Linked DNA regions of Homo sapiens: region 1 is linked to region 2. A link is a contact called in ENCODE Hi-C or POLR2A ChIA-PET data. All regions are on one chromosome and are shown on one strand. The core of a region is the stretch at or near the end of the contact, and the rest is flanking DNA. Distances in the headings are between cores, read along the strand shown. Region 1 holds the start of MRPS33 (mitochondrial ribosomal protein S33). Region 2 holds the start of IFT56 (intraflagellar transport 56).

Region 1 (3,513 bases), core at 610-3,109, 1.9 Mb after region 2:
TAGATACTCCATATAGTAAAAACTTTGTGCCTCCCTGGAATGATGACCTCATTTACAAAGACTGACAGCCAGAGAAACATAGGGAGAGGACCAGCACCTTGATAACTTGACAAGATAGCCAGGAGGAGGAAGGGACTCAGTAGGACAGTAGTCACTGAAGCCATCACAGGATGCTGCTGTTATGTCCATGCCCATTTTGGAATGTGGCAAATTACTGGGATACATAACTTGTAAGTAAAAAGGTCACACTAGAATAGGCTGGAACATGGTTATATCATAAAATCCAAGTCCTAAAGTTTTATGACAGAGAAAGGGAATAAGCCTTTTCAAACCTGAATCCCTTACTAGAAACAAAGGCCCACTTGCTAAACAGGAGGAAACTGAAAGTGGTTTTAACAATTACCAATGACACTGCTTTGTTGTTTCCTTCCACAGTGCACAGACACATGTCTCTCACGAAGAATAACACGGGAGCTTTTCTTACAACGTGCATGTCAATTACATTTTGATTCACATGAAACCATTCTCGGGGAGTACAAGTCACTTTAAGTGTTACCTTTCTTTAAATGTGAACTAAAGAAAACTGTACTCTCATGAAAAAAGTTAACTGGAGCTGAAAATGCTAAGCAAAAACAAATTACTCAAATGTGCTGAGCAAAACAAATTAAGCCCACATGAGAAGAAAATTCCCATATTTTTACTTTGGCATAACAGGGCAAACTTCTTTGATCTTTTTGATAGGTCTGATGCATTTAAAAGATTATTTCAATAAGTGGCTTTGTATTAGGTTTGCCTTTTCTCTTTGAAAGGTAAAGATGAAGTGCAAGAGTTCTTAACCGGGATGTGCTTCAGCGTTTTGAAAACAGTGGAAGTGTACATCTGTATGCCGATATGTGTATGTATGTGTGTGTGTAAATTGTTCTGGGAGAGAGCTTTCTCCAGTTTCCCAAAAACCATTGGTTAGCAGAACGCACCAGCTGCAGAATAAAAAAGCTGGTTGGAATCTCGCCTCTGCCTTTTAATGGCCACGTCGTTTTTGTAATGGTGCTTATTCTCTGCCAGGTTCTCTCATCGACTACACGAGGACAGTCATACTATCTGCGATGTGAAGCTAATATGCAAAATTCACGGCACAGTGCCCACCCTAATAACCATCAGGATCCAAGGAATTCACATACAGTGTACACACGTTGTCATAGAAACAATCTAAACATAAAAACAATCTCAACAGAATGCTTAAAAACAAAAAAACCCGGTACCGATTATTTTACGGAGTCATAGAGGCATCAACGGCACTGAAAATGTATTAGCTGCATTCAGTTCATCAAGAACAATCTTCAACTCCCTCCACCTGACTCGATCATGCCTGACTGTGATGGAAACTGTAGTATTGTCAAGTCAACCGATGTTTGACTCGGGAGCGCATTTCGCAAATATTTTTCTTAAATATCACCTTACCGTATTTTTCTTAAGGTGGTTACAAAATTAATCTGCAGCCCACCACCCAAAGCTACAGTGCCGAAGGCCGTGTGATGAGCAGAGAAACTGAGCCTTCTACTGTTAACCAATATGGAAGAGAGTAATTGCGCCTGAGAGGAAATTACGGCAGCGGAAACGCGGGTATTCTACGTTTAAGAAATCCCCCAACTGAGGCAGAAAAAGGCCAAGTTATTTGTGTGATGCACGTGAACCGCCCGAGCTGGTCACTAATGAAGTGGATTCGCCCTATTCCTGGCGACTCTACAAGGTTGGAGACCCCCGTAGACTTCGCAGCCATCGCCCCTTGCTGCAGACCCCCAAAGTCACCGACAGCCTTACCTAGACCTGACCTTCCTCACCCACGCGCCCTCGTCCCGGAAGGCCCGCCCTCTACCCGGCTCCAAGCTCGCGCAGGCAACTATTACGGGGAGCAGTAGAGAAACGGAAGCTTGGCAGCTAGAGCGGAGCCCTAGTGAACGACCCGGAGTTACTGGCTCCCCCTCCTGAGGCCTCCGAGGTGTACCTGGCGCCTGCGCAGTAAGGCTAGCGCCGCCGCCTGTGCGGAGGACCCGGGGAGGTGGTGGGCTGGGGAGAGTTAGAAAGGTCTGGCTCTCCTGGAAGGGCATGCACGGTTCGGTAGTATGTTTTGGTGGGAATGGCTACAGACCTGCCTCCAAAAGCTCTGAAGCAATGGCGATGCGTGTGCCGTGTGGTCTTTCTGACCGACTTGCGGCGCCATCCCCCTCCCCTTCCATCTATCTGCTCATCTTCTAATAGTTAATTAGGATCCCTAGCTGCAAGCCTTCCTTGCTACTGGGTTAGGAGCGCTTTCCCCCATTGACCCAGGAGCTTCTTCAGGGAGTAGGGGATGGAACGTTTGTCTCCTCAGTAGTTATCTTAGACCTCGCTGGGCAGATAGTAGAAAGCATTGTGAGTATTTCACCCCATACTAAATCTGTTTTCAAGCAAGCCACATCCCATAGGCATTGTATGCAGCACTTACTCAATGTTTGATAGTTTGGGTGAGGAAACTGTACTCGTTTTCTGAGTATCGTTCAAGGCATTTTATAAATATTTCAAAATGTACCCTGGAATTAATATCGGTAGTGAGTTGCCTACCTAGTGGGTATTGTATTTACACCCTCTTTCCTCCTACAGAATTTACTTTTAAGTTAGAATTTGACGTCTAATCAATCTATGCTATAGGATTTGCTTTTATCAAGTTAAGTTTTGACATGTTATCAGCCTTATATGATATAGTAAACAGCCTTATAAAGTTGGGTCTAGTGACTACATTTAAGTTTACAAAGGGGTAATGAGTATCCTATACATGGCTACAGTCCAGAAAAGAAGTCCTAAGGAGCGAAACTCCTGGGAGAAATTTCGTCTTGTCTTTTGTACTTGTTTCTGTGGAGTTGGCTTGTTTTTATGTAATGGCCACTGAATCATATAAACAAGAAGACTTCCTTTACGTGTAAGCTGCTGGTTTAAAGCCAAATTTTAATTGGCTCGAGGCAAGAGCTATATATATGTGTGTGTATATATATATATACACACACATATATATATTTTTTGCATAAACCTTGTTGGCTTCGTTTTGTATATCCTTCCTGTTTTTTCCTTTTCACGTATGAATTATTGGTGTTATCAATGTTTTGTGAATTACTATAAGCTACCATAAATCTTTCTTGAAACATAGCTAGGTATATAGAGTTTCAGGTGACTGTTTAGGTACTTTGCACTATCACTTTTATTAAGTCAATTTCATGGGGGTTCATATTAGTTTCCTGAGGCTGCTATAATAAAATACCACAAACTTGGTGTTGTAGAGCAACTGAAATTTATTATCTTACAGTTCTAGAGGCCATAAATTCAAAATCAGCATCACTGGGCCAAAATCAAGATGTTGACAGGGCTGTGTTCCCTCCAGAGACTCTAGGGGAGAATCAGTTCTTTGACTCTTCCAGCTTCTGGTGGCTGCTGGCATTCATTGGCTTGTGGCCACATCACTTTAGACTTCAAGGCCAACATCTT
Region 2 (3,295 bases), core at 336-2,835:
TGAAAAACTCTAATAATTAACCTTTCGGATCCAAAACCCTCTCTAAGCTACTGGTTAAGTAATTGATTTGGATCTTGGGGAACTTGGTGGCAAAAGCTGTTATGTATTTTAGGAATTATCATAGTTTGTGTTTTGTCTTGCCTTTGTCTGCAGAGCTGTTATGGTATTTATCTGCAATTGGGTCAACACACAGCTGAGAAAATGTGTAGAACAAAGACTACTCAGAGAATTGTTTGATTGAAGAGGCAGCCGTGTAGCCTGAATCAGGTTCCAGAACTACTTTCTCTTGTTGCTTTATAATTCGGACTTGGTCCTTTCCAATTTCCCCTCCTCCCTGGGATGTGACTGCCAGGAAGGGGCCTTCCTAGTGACATGAGGTTTGATCAAATACACGGCCTGAGAATATAATTCTTCTATAATGCTTTCTCTGAAAGCTTTTGAAGAAAAGGGGAAAATGTGAAAAGAAAATTTCAGCACTTTCCAAACGTACTATGCCAAGGGGAAAAGTTAAGCCCTGTAAACTAAATCACAGAACATGGCTGTTTTTCTTCTCTGGTGCATGACTGTTGCTTCCTGATCTTTGTGTTGATGTTATATATTAACCAGATTTTTTATTCTTTATTCAGACTAAATGACGTTGGAGATAGAGACCCTTGTGATTGTTACCTCTTTACAATAGAATATTAAACAACCCCCTTACAGTGTAATCAATAGTAGTGAATTGAATCTTCTGTGTACGTTAGCCTCATCTAGAAAATGCTGTAATTACGTACAGCACTCCTGTTTTTGGTGATATAAATGACCCTCACCTTTCCCTGCATCAGGGAGCACTGATCACCATTCTTTGCTGTCAGTGGTTCCCGGGATAGCCGCCCTCACACTTTGCACTTGAATAAACTCTTTCAACTGGATCCCTGAGCTTTTTGGTTATTTTAGGCTGACATTAGTTAACTAACAAGATGTTAGTTCTTCAGTCTGTTAATTCTGAGGGGTTGACCAGAGGTCCTGTAAGGTCCCTTCCAACTCTAACATTCCACGATTTCGTGAATTTAAAGACTGTGGTTGCCCCTGTATTAACTGGGTTCAGGAGTAAGATAGATAAATTAAGTCATCCAATCGACAAATATTTATTACAGTTCTCTATTGTGTGTAGGTGTATCTGTGGAAATAGGAAACTGTATTTTGGTGCACTCCTGCTTCCAAATCACAGAACTACAACTCCTTCAGCAGAAATTTTCTAAGCTTCCCGCACCAGCCAGAGACCAAGATTCTGCGGTGCACATAGTCAAGGGTTGCTATGGAGTCCAACACGGCCCCAAACAGAAGTGGTCCCTGAAAATTTCTTTCCCAGAAAACTTGCATTTGAAAAACAATGCCATTCCAATTCGCCTTTTCCTAAAGTAAACTCATAAATAGAGACAACCAAACTTTCGCTCTCAGCCCAGAGAACGACGCTCTCCTCCCAAGAGGAACCTCGGCTCTTCCGCGGCAGAAGCTGCACGGAACCAAGAAGCCGCGGGCGCTGGTTCTCCAACGAGCTTTTCTCCCGTTCGTACCAGCGTCCAGGCGGGGTTACCGTGGAGACAGAACGTGCTGTGTGGATGCGGCGAAACGCTGAGGCGCGGCCTTCGCTGTGTGGTGGGGACTCACAAGACCGACGTCAAGATGGTTAGTGGCTCTGAATAGTAAGGGAGTACTTTGAGTAGGTCCTGAGGCTGGCGATTAGAGGTTCCCAGCACACTTCTGTGTGAAGTCTAGGTGTGTCCGCAGAGAGTAATCCCCAGCTCTCCCTGTGTTCCCACGGGGGACAGGGATGCAACTGTAAATACCTCGGTGCTTTCTTCCCTCCTGCTTTTCCGTTTACTCACATTTAAACCACTCGTGGGATGGGAAGCAGAGGAAGGGAAAGCTGAGATGACAGAAGCAATGCGAAAGCATCTCTAGCCAGAGAAGATAAAAGTTGGGAGTAGCTGTTTGGTCCTTCCTAAGTATTGGCTGATGGCTCTTCTAGTAGAATACCTGTTACAAAACGAGTTTGAATAGGCTTCCCTGGGGTTCGTTGTTAAGGATTTGACTTATAATTTTTTTTTTTTTTTTGAGATGGAGGCTCGCTTTGTCGCCCAGGTTGGAGTGCAGTGGCGCGATCTTGGCTCACTGCAACCTCTGCCTCTAGGTTCAAGCGTTTCTTCTGCCTCAGCCTCCCGAGTAGCTGGGACTACAGGCGCATGCCACCACGCCCGGCTAATTTTTGTATTTTTAGTAGAGATGCGGTGTCACCATATTGACCAGGCTGGTCTCCAACTCCTGACCTCGTGATCCGCCGCCTTCGCCTCTCAAAGTGCTGGGATTACAGGCATGAGCCACTGTGCCCGGCCTTGACTTATAAATTACAGAGCTGTCACTCTCAGTTTAAATCTGATAATCAGAATTGGACCATACAGCTGTCTTTGTTTCTTTTACAGATGCTTTCAAGGGCCAAACCTGCTGTAGGCAGAGGCGTACAGCACACTGACAAAAGAAAGAAGAAAGGTAGGAAGATTCCAAAACTAGAGGAGCTACTTTCAAAAAGAGATTTCACTGGAGCTATTACCCTGTTGGAGGTAATGCCCAAAGAACGTTGCTTCTTAGTGTATGAATACCAGACTGTAGATGAATGCTTGGGTGAATGCTGTTTGCTATGCTCTTGAAATAGGTGGGTGCATTCTGGGGCTTCCTGTACAAATCCCCTGTAAATCTAGTCAGGCACAGATTCCAGATTCCAAGTTAGCTATAAACCTGATAAAAAACGAACTAAAAAACTAAACTTGGCCGGGCGCGGTGGCTCATGCCTGTAATTCCAGCACTTCGGGAGGCCGAGACGGGCAGATCACAAGGTCAAGAGATCGAGACCATCCTGGCCAACATGGTGAAACCCCGTCTCTATTGAAAATACAAAAATTAGCTGGGCATGGTGGCACGTGTCTGTAGTCCCAGCTACTCGGGAGGCTGAGGCTGGAGAATCGCTTGAACCCGGGAGGCGGAGGTTGCAGTGAGCCAAGATCATGCCACTGCACTCCAGCCTGGCTACAAGGCGAGACTCCGTCTCAAAAAAAAAAAAAAAAAAAAACAAAACAAAACTTATTTCTTGAGGGCCACTTTTGAGTATGTCTAGTTCACCAACAGTGATTACAATCTAAAAATATGAAGGGACCTTTTATACAATGTCATTTCACACATTGCTTATCCCAACCCTTGACCAATGTATGATTTTTTCCTATTATGTGTTCTAAAATTTTGATCAAACTTAAATAATTCT

Evidence for each region. A loop is a pair of places that touch in the nucleus more often than their neighbours do. ChIA-PET counts read pairs that join two places held with the same protein, here RNA polymerase II (POLR2A). Pooled maps may share reads with other maps.
Region 1: a loop to region 2 is called in a pooled map, with 11 times the contacts of the local background. The contact joins the promoter of MRPS33 here to the promoter of IFT56 in region 2. A Hi-C loop is called at or near these places in 1 of 37 single-sample maps with no recorded cell type and 5 of 50 pooled maps. POLR2A ChIA-PET finds 5 or more read pairs at or near these places in 1 of 52 experiments (H1).

What each region holds. Positions count from the first base shown.
Region 1 is chr7:141,013,093-141,016,605 of GRCh38, forward strand. It overlaps MRPS33 (mitochondrial ribosomal protein S33), which reads right to left and starts at 1,860. Exons shown (of 3, transcript NM_053035.3): 1 at 1,819-1,860. RefSeq lists enhancers at 299-368, 1,511-2,156, 1,619-1,668, 2,189-2,388 and a silencer at 1,733-2,041.
Region 2 is chr7:139,132,193-139,135,487 of GRCh38, forward strand. IFT56 (intraflagellar transport 56) reads left to right here and starts at 1,586. Exons shown (of 18, transcript NM_024926.4): 1 at 1,586-1,668; 2 at 2,463-2,600. The coding sequence starts at 1,666. RefSeq lists enhancers at 1,411-1,705, 1,423-1,602.